2 separate regions of the Homo sapiens genome follow, and region 1 is linked to region 2. A link is a contact called in ENCODE Hi-C or POLR2A ChIA-PET data. All regions are on one chromosome and are shown on one strand. The core of a region is the stretch at or near the end of the contact, and the rest is flanking DNA. Distances in the headings are between cores, read along the strand shown. Region 1 overlaps MECR (mitochondrial trans-2-enoyl-CoA reductase). Region 2 holds the start of EPB41 (erythrocyte membrane protein band 4.1).

Evidence for each region. A loop is a pair of places that touch in the nucleus more often than their neighbours do. ChIA-PET counts read pairs that join two places held with the same protein, here RNA polymerase II (POLR2A). Pooled maps may share reads with other maps.
Region 1: a loop to region 2 is called in a pooled map, with 4 times the contacts of the local background. The contact joins the enhancer-like site here to the promoter of EPB41 in region 2. A Hi-C loop is called at or near these places in 2 of 168 maps with a recorded cell type or tissue (breast epithelium and transverse colon) and 10 of 50 pooled maps. POLR2A ChIA-PET finds 5 or more read pairs at or near these places in 5 of 52 experiments (A673, AG04450, H1 and 2 more).

Annotation. Positions count from the first base shown.
Region 1 is chr1:29,199,873-29,206,066 of GRCh38, forward strand. It overlaps MECR (mitochondrial trans-2-enoyl-CoA reductase), which reads right to left. Exons shown (of 10, transcript NM_016011.5): 5 at 3,259-3,361; 6 at 2,071-2,173; 7 at 644-717. Among named protein-coding and RNA genes, the nearest start is that of SRSF4, 21 kb to the left of the region's middle. RefSeq lists a silencer at 3,160-3,249. Within about 2 kb of position 3,164, at least 7 of the 41 ENCODE cell types and tissues checked have a DNase peak (open chromatin) inside an H3K27ac peak, as active enhancers do.
Region 2 is chr1:28,910,263-28,917,018 of GRCh38, forward strand. It overlaps EPB41 (erythrocyte membrane protein band 4.1), which reads left to right and starts at 4,307. Exons shown (of 21, transcript NM_001376013.1): 1 at 4,307-4,506. RefSeq lists a silencer at 4,072-4,731 and an enhancer at 4,952-5,111.

The DNA.
Region 1 (6,194 bases), core at 1,914-4,413, 290 kb after region 2:
GTTGGGATTACAAGCATGAACCACTATGCCTGGCCAGGTAACTTAAAAAAAAAATTAATTTTTTTTTTTGTAGTGATGGGGTCTCACTATGTTACCCAGGCTGGTCTCGAACTCCTGGCCTCAAGTGATGCTTCCTCCTTGGCCTCCCAAATTACTGGGATTATAGGCATGAGCCACAGTGCCCAGCCAACAGGAAACTTTTATGCTTAAGTTTTCCTTTGCACTTTTACATGTTTTCAAAATGTTTTGTAATAAGCATAATGTTACCTTTAAAATTAGAATCTATTTTAAAAGCTAATACAAATTTTGAAAGGTTAAATAAGTTAGGACTAAGTGACTTTTTCAGACATCCCTAGGTTATAAATCCTTGACTATTCCTCTATGGCAGGCAGCTTAGCAGTCTACTTCTGGGGTCCCTTGGAAAAATAAAGCTGGATAGGCCAAAATTTTGGTCATCTGCAAAGGGGAAGGCTGAGAAACCAGTGCCCAAATAGCTGGATGACTTTGGTCCTAGTTTCCACTCAACATTGTGCTGACCTGGACTTGGCTCGAACTGGCGATGGGACTCAGTCACTTGATGGTCCTCCCAGCTAAAGACCTGGAGAGCTCTGGCGAGCTGGACCTGCAGGCCCAAGGGACTTACGCTAACTGCCGCAGCAGCTCTGTGGAGCTTTTCCCACCAACACAGTTGAGAGCAAGCCGTGGCTGGGGCATGTCCTGGAAAACAACAAAAGTGCAGTGAGGGAGCATCCCCGCTCTACATATGGGGTCTGAAGCTTGCCCAAGTGCTGTGTTAAAAGGAGGGAGTAAATGAGATGTTTATGCCTTTGTTTGCGTGCACGTACTTATGTATATGTGTGTGTGTTTATGCCTTTGAACTCACCTTTTTCTCTGCTTAGGAAGTGTCTTTTCTTTCTTTTTTCTTTTTCTTTCTAAGACAGGGTCTCGCTCTGTTACCCAGGCTGGAGTGCAGTGGTGCAATCATGGCTCACTGCTACCTTACCCTCCTGGGCTCAAGCAATCCTCCCACCTCAGCCTCCCAAGTAGCTGGGACTGCAGATGAGTATCATGATGACCAGATAATTAAAAAAAAATGTTTTTTTGTAGAGACAGAGGTCTCACTATGTTGCTCAGGCTAGTCTCAAACTCTCAGACTCAAGCAATCCGCCTGCCTTGGCCTCCCGAAGTGCTGGGATTACAGGCATGAGTCACCTCATCCAGCCAAGAAGGGCCTTTTCTGTAGCAACTTAATCCTGTTGTCCATTTTAGGACCTGGCAGAACTCATCTTCTCTGGGAAAGAATAGGCAAAGGGCATCTGCATGCAGTTTGGTGGGTTTCAGCTCCCTGTGTGCCCCCCTTTTCAGTTCTTTGACTCAGCTGATATTATATATGCTGATCTACTGCTTCAGAAATGTTCGCAAGAAGCGCATGCTCTTGAGTGTGTGTCTTTGGTTCCTCCAGATGGTTCAGTGAAAAGGGGCTGAGGGTCTGGTCACTTACTAGGCATGTTGTGGGGTGGAGGTTCTGGAAGGTTAAGAGGCTTTGAGTTCGGAGAGACTGAGGCCAGCTCTGACTCTCTGGAGCCCTTATAAACTATATGATTTTGGTTAAGCATTTCCTCTTTTCTGAGTCTTAGTTTCCTAATCTGTAAAACAGATAACAGTTCCTTTGAAAAGCTTTTGTGGAAATCATCAGATAAAATGTAAGGCAGGTGGTTGGGAAAGGTTACTTCTTTTCTTTCTCTTTCTGTGTCTCTGTTTCCTCAGGTCCTCTCCTGCCAGTTCTAAGAGTCACACATGTGGGCTGATGCGGCCCACCACAAACGTTTAAACTGCAAGTCATACTGGGTTTCCTAAACTCTGTTTCTCATGCCTCCCTCCCAGCATCTGGGCACTTAATGCGTGCTGCCTGCCGCCTGGCTAGGGGGAATGGGCTTTAACCAACCAAGAGGCAAAGGGAGGTTTCCAGAGAGGAACAATGGGGCCAGTCCCCAGTTTCTCTAATGCATGTCAACTTTCTTCAGGGAGATGTGCGTGGACTGGAGGGGCAATGTCCCTCTTCCTAGGTACCTTAAAGAAGTTTTTCATTTCGGGCCTTCTTAGCTCCTCTTCTGTGATGACATGCTCAGCCCCCAGACTCTTCAGTCTGTCACTCAGCTTCTGGATATCAGGTCTGGAAACCAAACATAGGTCCCTGGTCACATCTGCCAGCTTTTTCCACCAAAGCCCCCCAGGACCTCTCTGCCACAGCTGGGAGAACCCGTGCTTCTTTTTGCAGGAAGCTGGGATTAGGTTTAAGCCAGGCTTGAGCAGGGACCAGCCACCTAATTTCATGCAGCTTCAATAGCTCTTGGCTGTCTCCTCACTGGCAACAGAGTGAGACTGGGTGGTTTTCACAGGCCCTGACAGCTCAATAGTGTTAGAAGCCATCTGTGCCCAGGGAGAAGTCACTTAACTTCCTGATTTCTTCTACTGAAAGGACAAACTCCACTTCCCCCCTCTTTTCAAGTGGTTCTTCAGAGTGTTGGACATACACAGTCTAGACCAGGAGTGGCTCTGGGTCTCTTTGGTTAAGGCAAATGGAATTATTTTTGCGAGTACAACTGAGGAACTGAAGCTGGTGTCGATTATACTAAGAGTGGGCTTCCATGACAGCCACAGCCACATTCATGGACAGTGAGGCCTAGAGAAACTGGACGATATGATGGAAAGAGAGTAAGTGAGGAAACCGAGTCTATTACTGACTTGCTGTGTCTTCCAGGGCAAGCTGCTCCCTGAAACTTCAGTTTCCTCATCTGTAAAAGACAGATGACAAACCTGCCCCTGTCTCCTTCACGTCTGTATTTAGCGCACTTCCAAGTACCACACAAAAGCAAGGGTAAAGGGGCCTTGGGTTAGACAGTTCACAGAAAGAATAATACAGCTCAAATCATTCCCAAATATCAACTGGGGTTTTGAAAACATGAGGTTATCACAAGCCAAGAGTCTCAGAAAGTCTTAGCTATTCAGTAAGGGCAGTCTCCACCTCCTTCCTGCCCTCTCTTTACATGTCAGATTCACTCATCCTATCGCCAAAAGCCAGCTGGACTTCATTTCTTAGGACTGACTCATCTGTTTCAGCCGCCAACTGTTAGCGATGCCTAAAGCCAGTTTATGCTTATGCAAGGGCGCCCTCTGGTGGACAACTGGGCACCGCAGGGATGGGAGGTGGGAAAGACCCAAGACATGGTCTGGGATGAAGCCTCCTTCCCCACGCACCTGTCTCGGACCACATTGATGGTTCTTAGGCCCAGGGCTGCGGCGATCTGGATGACTGCTTGCCCCACTCCGCTGTTGGATGCATTCTGGATGACAGAATCCCCTGTGGAGCCAGGAAGAGAACCAAATCAAGCCCTGTATAGATCTGCAATAGGTCAAAGGCTCCCAGCCGGGGATCCTTCTGTAGGCAAGGGAGTCCTCAGGCTCAACAGGGACCCAGGACCTGGCTGCTGAGTCTTCTCAGACCTTCCACTGTTTCTCACTGTTCTCCTAATGCCTCCTAAACTTCCACAACACTCACGATGCCTCCCAGGACTTGGCAACTCAGCATCTACACTGGATATAATTTAGACCCTGCCCTGCTATGTAAAATATTTTATAGCCTTCGTCATCCTCCCAACTTTTATGTCCTCAAGTCTTTACTTAGGTTATTTCCTTGGTTTGCAATGTTTCCCTCCTTCTCTCTTCCTTCCTATTGAAATCCTGTAGATCCTTTGAAGCGCAGCTCAAGTGCAGCCTTCATGAAGCCTTCCTGGATTGTTCCCTCTATGTGCTCCCACAGTGCTCTGTGGGCATCTGTATTAATGCACATACCACGGTCTGCCCCATCTTACACTTCATTGTATATAGGTCCATTTCTATCAACAGCTTGCAGCTTCTTGAGAGGGAAGGGTCATGCCCTATTCCTCTCTGCAGTGTTTAATAAAGGTGCACTGCCTTGAAATGGGATTACAGCTGCGCTGGAGAAACTGGCAGCCCCTGAAACAGGGTCCTACAGTTCTGTGGCAAAGCCCAGGTTTAGCTTTGGACCTGGCCATTGGGGAAGGCGGTGTGACATGCTGGGAAAAATGTGGGCTCTGGAATGAGACAGATCTGGGCATGAGTCTCAGTTTCACCAATGATTGTAACTAAACAGACAGGGCAAGTCATGACCTCTGTGAACTTCAGTTTCCTTCCCTTAAAATATAATCCCAGCTACTAGGGAGGCTGAGGCAGGAGAATCGCTTGAACCCGGGAGGTGGAGGTTGCAGTGAGCTGAGATCGCGCCACTGTACTCCAGCCTGGGTGACAGAGCGAGACTCCCTCTATTAAAAAAAAAAAGTGCCCCCGATTAGAGTCAAATGCATCGTGTCCGGGAAAGTGCTTTGTTGAATTTGAAATGCTATCTGGTTTTTGAGAGGCAGCAGGGATCTGTCACACAACGGGCTGAAACTAGAGATAGAGGACTTCCTGGAAGAAGAATGCCCACTCGTCTTCACCAGGGGTCAACGTACAGGTTGTCACCCACCAGTGGATTATGAATCAATCTAGTTGGTTGCAAGCACCTTTTTTTTTTAAAGTTAAAATTGAGAAGAGAATAAAAAATAACAGAGTATGTCACACATAGTAAGGGTATTTCACGAAACTTTGGTTTCCATTATATATATATTCCTATTTGTATAAACTGATCACAATATAAAATGTAATTCTTACCATGTGTCAAGATCCTAAGTTTATTCAACAGTGATCTAGTTCAGGCCATATCAGCCTTGAGGCAGGAAAGTGGAGAGGTGTGCAGTGGGTACTTAGGGTGGGCAGCGTCGAAATGCCTAGATCTGTTACTACAGCTGCAGCCTAAATGGGAGGTGGCTTTAGGGCATGGGATGCAAGCAAACAAAGTGTCTGCTGCACTAGGACTCCAGCAAAGGTCCCTGGTCACAGCCACTGGCTTTCTCCACCAAAGGCTCCCAGGAACCATCTGCCATAGTTGCAAGAAACCTATATTTCTCTTGTGGGAACTGGCATCGGCTTTCAGCCAGGCCTTGGACAGTGGCTGGGCACCATGTTTCATCACACTCCAACAACTGTGGGCCTCAGTTTCTTCGCTGGTATGAGAGGTGGCTTGGGTGAGTTCTACAGCCACTGCGGCTCACGGATGTGCATGGATGTGCATGGTGTGCAGAGGCAGCCCAGGAGGTTAATGCCCTTAGGGCGACCCTTAAACAATGGGGTGTGAGAATTAGTGGAAAACTGGCCCAGCCTCTCATCATTCAAGGGTTAGTTTTTGTTTTGTTTTGTTTTGTTTTGTTTTTGAGATGGTGTCTTGCTCTGTTGCCCAGGCTGGAGTGCGGTGGTGCAATCTTGGCTCACTGCAACTTCCGCCTCCCGGGTTCAAGCGATTCTCCTGCCTCAGCCTCCTGAGTAGCTGGGGTCACAGGCGCTGCCACCACGCCGGGCTAATTTTTGTATTTTTAGTAGAGACGGGTTTTCACCATGTTGGCCAGGCTGGTCTCAAACCCCTGACCTCAAGTGATCTGCCAGCTTCAGCCTCCCAAAGTGCTGGGATTACAGGCATGAGACACCATGCCTGGCCTTAAGGGTTAATTCTGCAGTGGGTTCTGAGAGTCTTCAGAGGGCCCCAGCAAGACTGAGCAGGCCGGCTGGGGGTGGGTGGCTCGCGCCTGTAATCCCAGCACTTTGGGAGGCTGAGGTGGGCGGATCACAAGGTCAGGAGTTAGAGACCAGCCTGGCCAATATGGTGAAACCCCATTTCTACTAAAAATACAAAAATTAGCCAGGCATGGTGGCAGGCACCTGTAGTCTCAGCTACCTGGGAGGCTGAGGCAGGAGAATCCCTTGAACCCGAGAGGTGGAGGTTGCAGTGAGCCCACGCCACTGCACTCAAGCCGGGGCGACAGAGCACGACTGTCTCAAAAAAACAGCCGGAGCAGTAGTTGCCCGCAGCAGTAACCGGGCTTCATGGGCTTTGCCTCCATCTCTGTCTCACTCTCCCCACTCCCCTTCATTTCTTCTTCCCAAACAAACTCTCTGCACCCAGTGCTGGTCTTAGGCTCTGCTTTCAGAGAAACCCAAATAAAAACACTTGGCTCTGTCATTTACTCCCTGGCTGATCTCATGCAAATAGTTTACCTTTCTGGACCTCAGTTTTCCCATTT
Region 2 (6,756 bases), core at 3,057-5,556:
ATGAATGGTAATTCCCATCCCATTATAGCCTGTTTGATTTATCATTTGTGTTTACAAGTCTAAAATAACTGTGATTTTTTATCCTGCCATAGGCAGGATGGCAAGCACTACTCTTCATATACTTTTGGTACCAGCATCAGTTTTCATTCAACAGTACTGTTCAGAACACTTTGTTGGTGGGCCCAGCTTTTCAAAGCCCTCTTCAATCTCTTGCCACCCTCCACAACAGACACAGGGCTTCAGGCCAGCTGTGTCCCTAATCCGCCCACGTCCCAGATTTGGGTATGGTTTCCCCGCCCCTCCCCGCTTTCTTCCAGTCTCATCTCTACCAGGTCATCTGAGGCCTCATCTACACTCCCTGGCCTTCCCCACTGGTCACCACCTAATTTCACCATCTAATTTCACCCTCTTATGTGCAGCTGGTGTTTGCTTTTGCTTGGGCTCAGTTTGCTGTGGGGAAGGATTAAGACCCTTTCACACTGTCTTTTTTTTTCTTTTTCTCTTTTGCTTACTGCCCTTGACTGCTCCAGGGGCTAACAGGCAGCTAGCGGGGCCTGTATTCCCTAGGAAGGAACACAAGGGGTAGGGGGTGGGGAGGTAATGGTGGGCTCAGCTGGCAGGCGAGATAGAGATGGTCCTTAGGGACCCCATCCTGGGGCTTGGGGCATAGCACAGCTGCCACCCAGATGTGAGCATGGAGCAGAGCTGTTTCTGCCTTGGAAATTAGCCTCAGAGACGGTGCTTGGGACCTTTACCCTTGGTACCTGATGGCAGTCTCTGCAGGGTGAGCTGGGACTGGATACCTGGTTTGCAGAAGTCTGAGAGGGCAGATGGGCCCAGGAGTAAAGGTAGTTTTTCCACCTTCATATTAGGCATTACTTATACCCCCACATCTTCCTATGTGATAGGCCTGGCAACACTCAGAGATTGGGCACTTAGCCTAACAACTGAAGATGTGTGTCTAAAATAACAAAAATTCCTCATGTGTGGATAGTACTTTACAGTTTACAAAGCCCTTTCATCTCCAGGCTAAGAATTAAAAGCCAGCACTGGAATTCAGGTCTTTCAGATTCTAAAGCCTGAGTCAATGGATTATGGTGTGTTATTGCATGGCACTCTGAATTTCAGAGTAGTTCATACCTGCCTTGTGTCTAGCCTTTTGCTGTTAGCCTGAGACCTCTACTTATTTGCAGAGTAAGGATTATTAAATGCTACATATTCTTTGCATCCAATTAGATGTGCCATTGGCTAGCACTTCATGGCATAGAGAATACTGGGCTTTCATGAATCTGAATTTGCTGGATAACTTGGTGGTGGTGGAGATGGTAAACCACTGGTAATTGGTCTTCTATACTCATCCTTCAAGGTACCAGATTTTCCTGTCTGATTGGTGAAGGAAGCCTGAGGCACAGAGGTGGTAGGACTAGAACTCTGAATAAAAAGCACAGCTGAACCTGAGGACTTGAGGCAGGAGACCAGAGTATTTAAGAACAGGTGTGGCCAGGCATGGTGGCTCATGCCTGTAATCCCAGCACTTTGGGATGCTGAGGTGGGTGGATCACCTGAGGCTGGGGGTTCGAGACCAGCCTGACCAACATGGAGAAACCCCATCTCTATTAACAATACAAAATTAGCCAGGCGTGGTGCACATGCCTGTAATCCCAGCTACTCACGAGGCTGAGGCAGGAGAATCGCTTGAACCTGGGAGGCAGAGGTTGCAGTGAGGTGAGGCGAGATCGTGCCATTGCACTCCAGCCTGGGCAAAAAGAGCGAAACCCCTTCTCAAAAAAAAACAGGTGCTTCACCCCTCATACACAGAATGACCCTGGCCAAGTCACCTGACCTCACTAAGACTCAGTTTCCTTATATGTAAAATGAGGATGTTCATTAACTCATTCAACAAATATTTATTGAGCGTATACTGTTCTGGGAGATGAATACAGATACAGTCCCTGCCTTCCTGAGCTTGCAGTCTAGTGGGTCTAGATTACAGCAATTTATTTGAGAGGCACAATAAATAATAAATATATAGTAGAAAGTCAAGTAGGGTAAGTGCTATGAAGCAAATTAAAGCAGGATAAGGGTGTTTGAGTGGAGGGTGTTTTAGATGGTATAGTCAGGTGGTTTTCAAGGGGTTTTATGATGTTTCAAATGGACAATTTACATAACGTGCTCAGCTCAGTGCTAACAACAATTGCATGCTTAACAAATATATTATTATATTTGCCAGTTCCACACCTCTCAGTCCACATTTTAGTCTCTGAATAGTAATAATAATTAACACACATAGATCTTACTATGAGCTAGGCACTGCTCTAAGTCCTTTACATATTTTAACTCATTTAATTCTGTTTTCCTTTTTCTTTTTTTTGAGATGGAGTCTTGCTCTTGTCACCCAACCTGGAGTTCAATGGCATGATCTCGGCTCTCTGCAACCTCCACCTCCTGGGTTCAAGTGATTCTCCTGCCTCAACCTCCGAGAATAACTGAGATTACAGGTGCCTGCCACCAGGCCCAGCTAAGTTTTGTATTTTTAGTAGAGATGGGGTTTCACCATTTGGCCAGGCTGGTCTCGAACTCCTGACCTCAGGTGATCCGCCTGCCTCAGCCTCCCAAAGTTCTGGGATTACAGGCATGAGCCACCATGCCTGGCCTAATTCTTACAGTAACTCTGTGAGGTGGGAACTATTATTATCCTTCTCCCTCCCCCAACCCTCGTTTTTGTTTTTAGGGATGGAGTCTTGCTCTGTTGCCCAAGCTGGAGTGGAATGGCATGATCCTAGCTCACTGTGGCCTTGAACTCCTGTGCTTGAGCAATCCTCCCACCTCAGCCTCCCACTATAGGTGGGAGTCCCAGCTACTTGGACATATTATCCCCTTTTATGGTGTTGAAAAATGAGGCACAGCCGGGCGCGGTGGCTCAAGCCTGTAATCCCAGCACTTTGGGAGGCCGAGAAGGGCGGATCACGAGGTCAGGAGATCGAGACTAACACGGTGAAACCCCGTCTCTACTAAAAATACAAAAATTAGCTGGGCGTGGTGGTACACGCCTGTAGTCCCAGCTACTCGGGAGGCTGAGGCAGGAGAATCGCTTGAACCCGGGAGGCAGAGGTTGCAGTGAGCCGAGATTCCGGCACCGCACTCCAGCCTGGTGACAGAGCGAGACTCCGTCTCAAATAAATAAATAAATAAATAAAAGAAAAATGAAAATCAAACCATTAGAAAAGGCTGGAGACTAAGAATTGAACCCAGGCAATCTGTTTCCAGAGGCTGTGCTGGGATCGTGAAGGGGCTGTGATTAGATATCAGGAATGTCTAGCTGGCATCTACAGACTCTGCTGTCAGATGGCCTGGCTTCTTATCCTGTCAGTTTTAAGTCTCTCTGCTTCAGTTTCCTCATCTCTAAAATAGAACACCAGATCCTATCTTACCTTCTAGGTATCATGCTTAAAACAAAAGCCTTCTTTCTGCACTGTGGGTCCGAAGCCTGTTCACAGACCAGCCTAGCAGGGAGTAGGAAGGGTCAAGGGGTCTCTGACACTTCTGGAAGGAAATAAAGACACACTAAGCAATTGTCAGAGCAACCCTCAGTTCATCTGGAGACCAGACCTCGGAAGCTAGGTCTTTATAATGTTGAGATTGCCAGGGGGGAATTAGGAGATCCTTAAATGCAGAAGACAGGTTCAATCTTGGCGTGGTCTCAACACTTAGCTTCCATTTCAGGCCTTACACAGCTGGCACGAGAGGTAAAGTCTCATCGAATGTCAGGGTTGGAAGGGCGCCTAGAGACAGTCAAACTAGTGGATGGGGAAACTGAGGTACAGAGAAGCTGAGTGACTTACCCGAGGTCACTAAGCGTTTAGGGGGAGTCAGTTGGGGTAGCCTGGCTACAACCTCTACGCGAGTTACTTCCCTGAGGCTTCCAAATCTCGGCCTCTTACTTGGAAGGAGGAAAGGGCCTCACCGTCCAGGGCTCTAGCTGCCTCATGCCCCACGTGGGTGCTGCGGGATCCCGGAACACCCCGGCTCCAGACCGGGTTCGACTTGCGCGTGCGCACACGCGGCCAGCCCCTTGCCTTTTCCTCTCTCTTTTTCGTTCCCCTCTCCTCTCCTTACCGGCCTAGGGGAGGGGGGAAACAAGGGGAGCTAGAAGTTGGCCTCAGCCAATGGGCGGACGGGCCGCGGGCCCGGCCCCCTCCTTCCCTCCGGCGCGGCCCAATAGAAATTTACTACAATGTTGTGGCGAACTGAGGGGGAGGGGCGCGGGCCGGCGGGCGGGCTGCGGGCCGGGCTGGCCTCGCCTCGCAGAGGGAAGGCGGGAGGGCGCGCGCCAGGGTCGCTCGCTCGCTCCCTCCCTCCGCTGGTGCGTTTAGTCAGTCAGCCAGCAGCAGCCGGCGGGCCCGCGAGCCGCAGAGGGCCCGAGCCTCGGACGCCGGCGCCTCCTCCTGCCATTGTTCGTCGGGCTGCAGCAGTGGCGGGCGCAGGAGCCCGGCCCCGGAGCCACCGGTGAGGCGAGGCGGCGGCGGCGGCGCGGGAGCCGGGGCGGTGGGCGTGGAGCTGTCCCCGTGGGGACGGTCCTGGCGGCCGCGGCGGCGCTGCAGCCTCTTTGTCTGCAACCCCCGACAGGCCCCGGGCCGGGGCGCGGGCTCTCCCGCGGAGGAGCCTCGTGTGCACGCCGAGTCGCCAGCCGGGACGCGGCCCGAGGAGCGAGGGGCGGGCCAGAGCCGCTGAGGAAAGGGGAAGGGGTTGCGTCGCGGGAGTGTTGGAAAGTTAGGCTTGAGATGTATTTTTGACGGTCCCCTCGGGTGCGTCAATCACGGTGCGGTGTGCAGGAGCCTCGGGAGGAAACCAAATGCGGAGAATCGCAGGTTTCAGACGGTGAAGGTGTTGCGTGCAGCCGCGGAGCGATTTCTTCCTGGCGAGGGAGCTGGGCTGTCTGCAGAAGTCAGGCGGAATCTGAGGACTGCAGGGAGCCCTGGCAAGACTTCGCAGGCCTTCCCGCCACCGACGCCTGCATCATTGAAAAACATGTTCCCCCTTAGTCTTCTGGGTTCCCAGCGAGCAGAGGGTTAAATCTATTCTCTCAGCGTCGTGACCTCCTTTTTCAGTTCGCGCATCTGTCGGCTTGGAAATCTTCCTCCGTGCTCGCTGGGCTGCTGTACCTGTGGAGAGGCCGGGTCTGGGCTCGCCCTCCGAGATTGACCAGCAGGCCATTATTCCTGGGGAGGTTTTGCCAAAACAGGTCATGCTCCCCAAGAACAGGCATTCTCTTGAGAAAAAGTGATCTCACGTGAAACAGATTGCTGATGGACTGGTTTCTGGCCACATGATAGCGACTGTCATCCTGTTGTTTCTTTAACTGTACCCTGTACCCTGCCATAAATGACTAGTCTGTGGAGACTTGTTTTTTGGCATGTAGTTGTTCATTAGGAGATAGTTTTTTCTTTTTCCTTTTTTTTTTTCAGATGCTTTTTTTTTTTTTTTTTTTTGTAGTCTGGGTGATTTCACAGCTGCTATTTTCTTCCCTTCTGTTTTTAGGGAAAATTGCAAGAAATGGTTGTGTCTTGTGTCTTGGATATTATTATAGTGGATTTATACTCTCTTGAGGATGTACTGTAGTCAATGCTGTTGCTCATTGTTGTTTTCTGTATTCTCAGTCCTGGCAAAAATTTTAGTTGGTTTGATCCCTTTAATCAAAAGCAGGATATATAGCCCGTATATGTTTCTTCCCGTCCCAGTTTTGTTAATGTAGCACTAACCCCTACTTTTTATGGAAACTTGATGTACTCTTCATTTTCCTTTTCTGTAAATTGAAAGTGTAATCAGTTCTTCGCCAGTTGTAAAATTTTTGGTTTGGGGTGTTATTAATATAATCCATGTAGCGTACATGCTATCTGGCGTACAGTAAGCACTCAATAAATGGCAGATTCAAAAATAGATGTAATAACTGAACACCAGATTGCCTTAGAATCAAAGTAGTTAATTCAGTGTGCTTTCTATAAGAAGCTTATAATTAAGGTAAATATAGATATTATTCATACACCTGGGGAAACAAGTACAGTATATCTTTGGCACTATTAAAAGTGAACTATGTCGGGCACGGTGGCTCACGCCTGTAATCCCAGCACTTTGGGAGGCCAAGGCGGGTGGATCACTTGAGGTCAGGAGTTCGAGACTAGCCTGGCCAGCATGGTGAAACCCCATCTGTACTAAAAATGCAAAAAAGTAGCTGGGTGTGGTGGCATGTGCCTGTAATCCCACCTACTCAGTAGGTGGAGGCAGGAGAATCGCTTGAACCTAGGAGGCGGAGGTTGCAGTGAGCCGAGATTGCACCACTGCACTTCAACCTGGGCAACAGAGCAAAACTGTCTCAAAAAAAGGTGAACTCATTGTTGAACATAAGTTCAGAATGCCAACCTTCTGATTCCTCTGTCTTCTACCAACAAAACTATACATTTTTCCTTGTATGTTTGAATTCAGGCTTAGAAATAAATGTTTTTAATCTGTAGGTTTTACCAAAATTCTCCCAACAATTTTTTTTTTTTTTAAACAGGGTCTCATTCTGTCACCCAGGCTGGAGTGCAGTGGCATGATCACGGCTCACTGCAGCCTTAAACTCCTGGGCTCAAGTGATCCTCCTGCCTCAGCCTCCCTAGTAGCTGGGACTATAGGCGTGTGCCCCCATGCTTGGCTAATGTCTTTTTATTTTTTGTAGAGACAGTCTCACTATGTTGCCTAGGGTGGTCTTGAATTCCT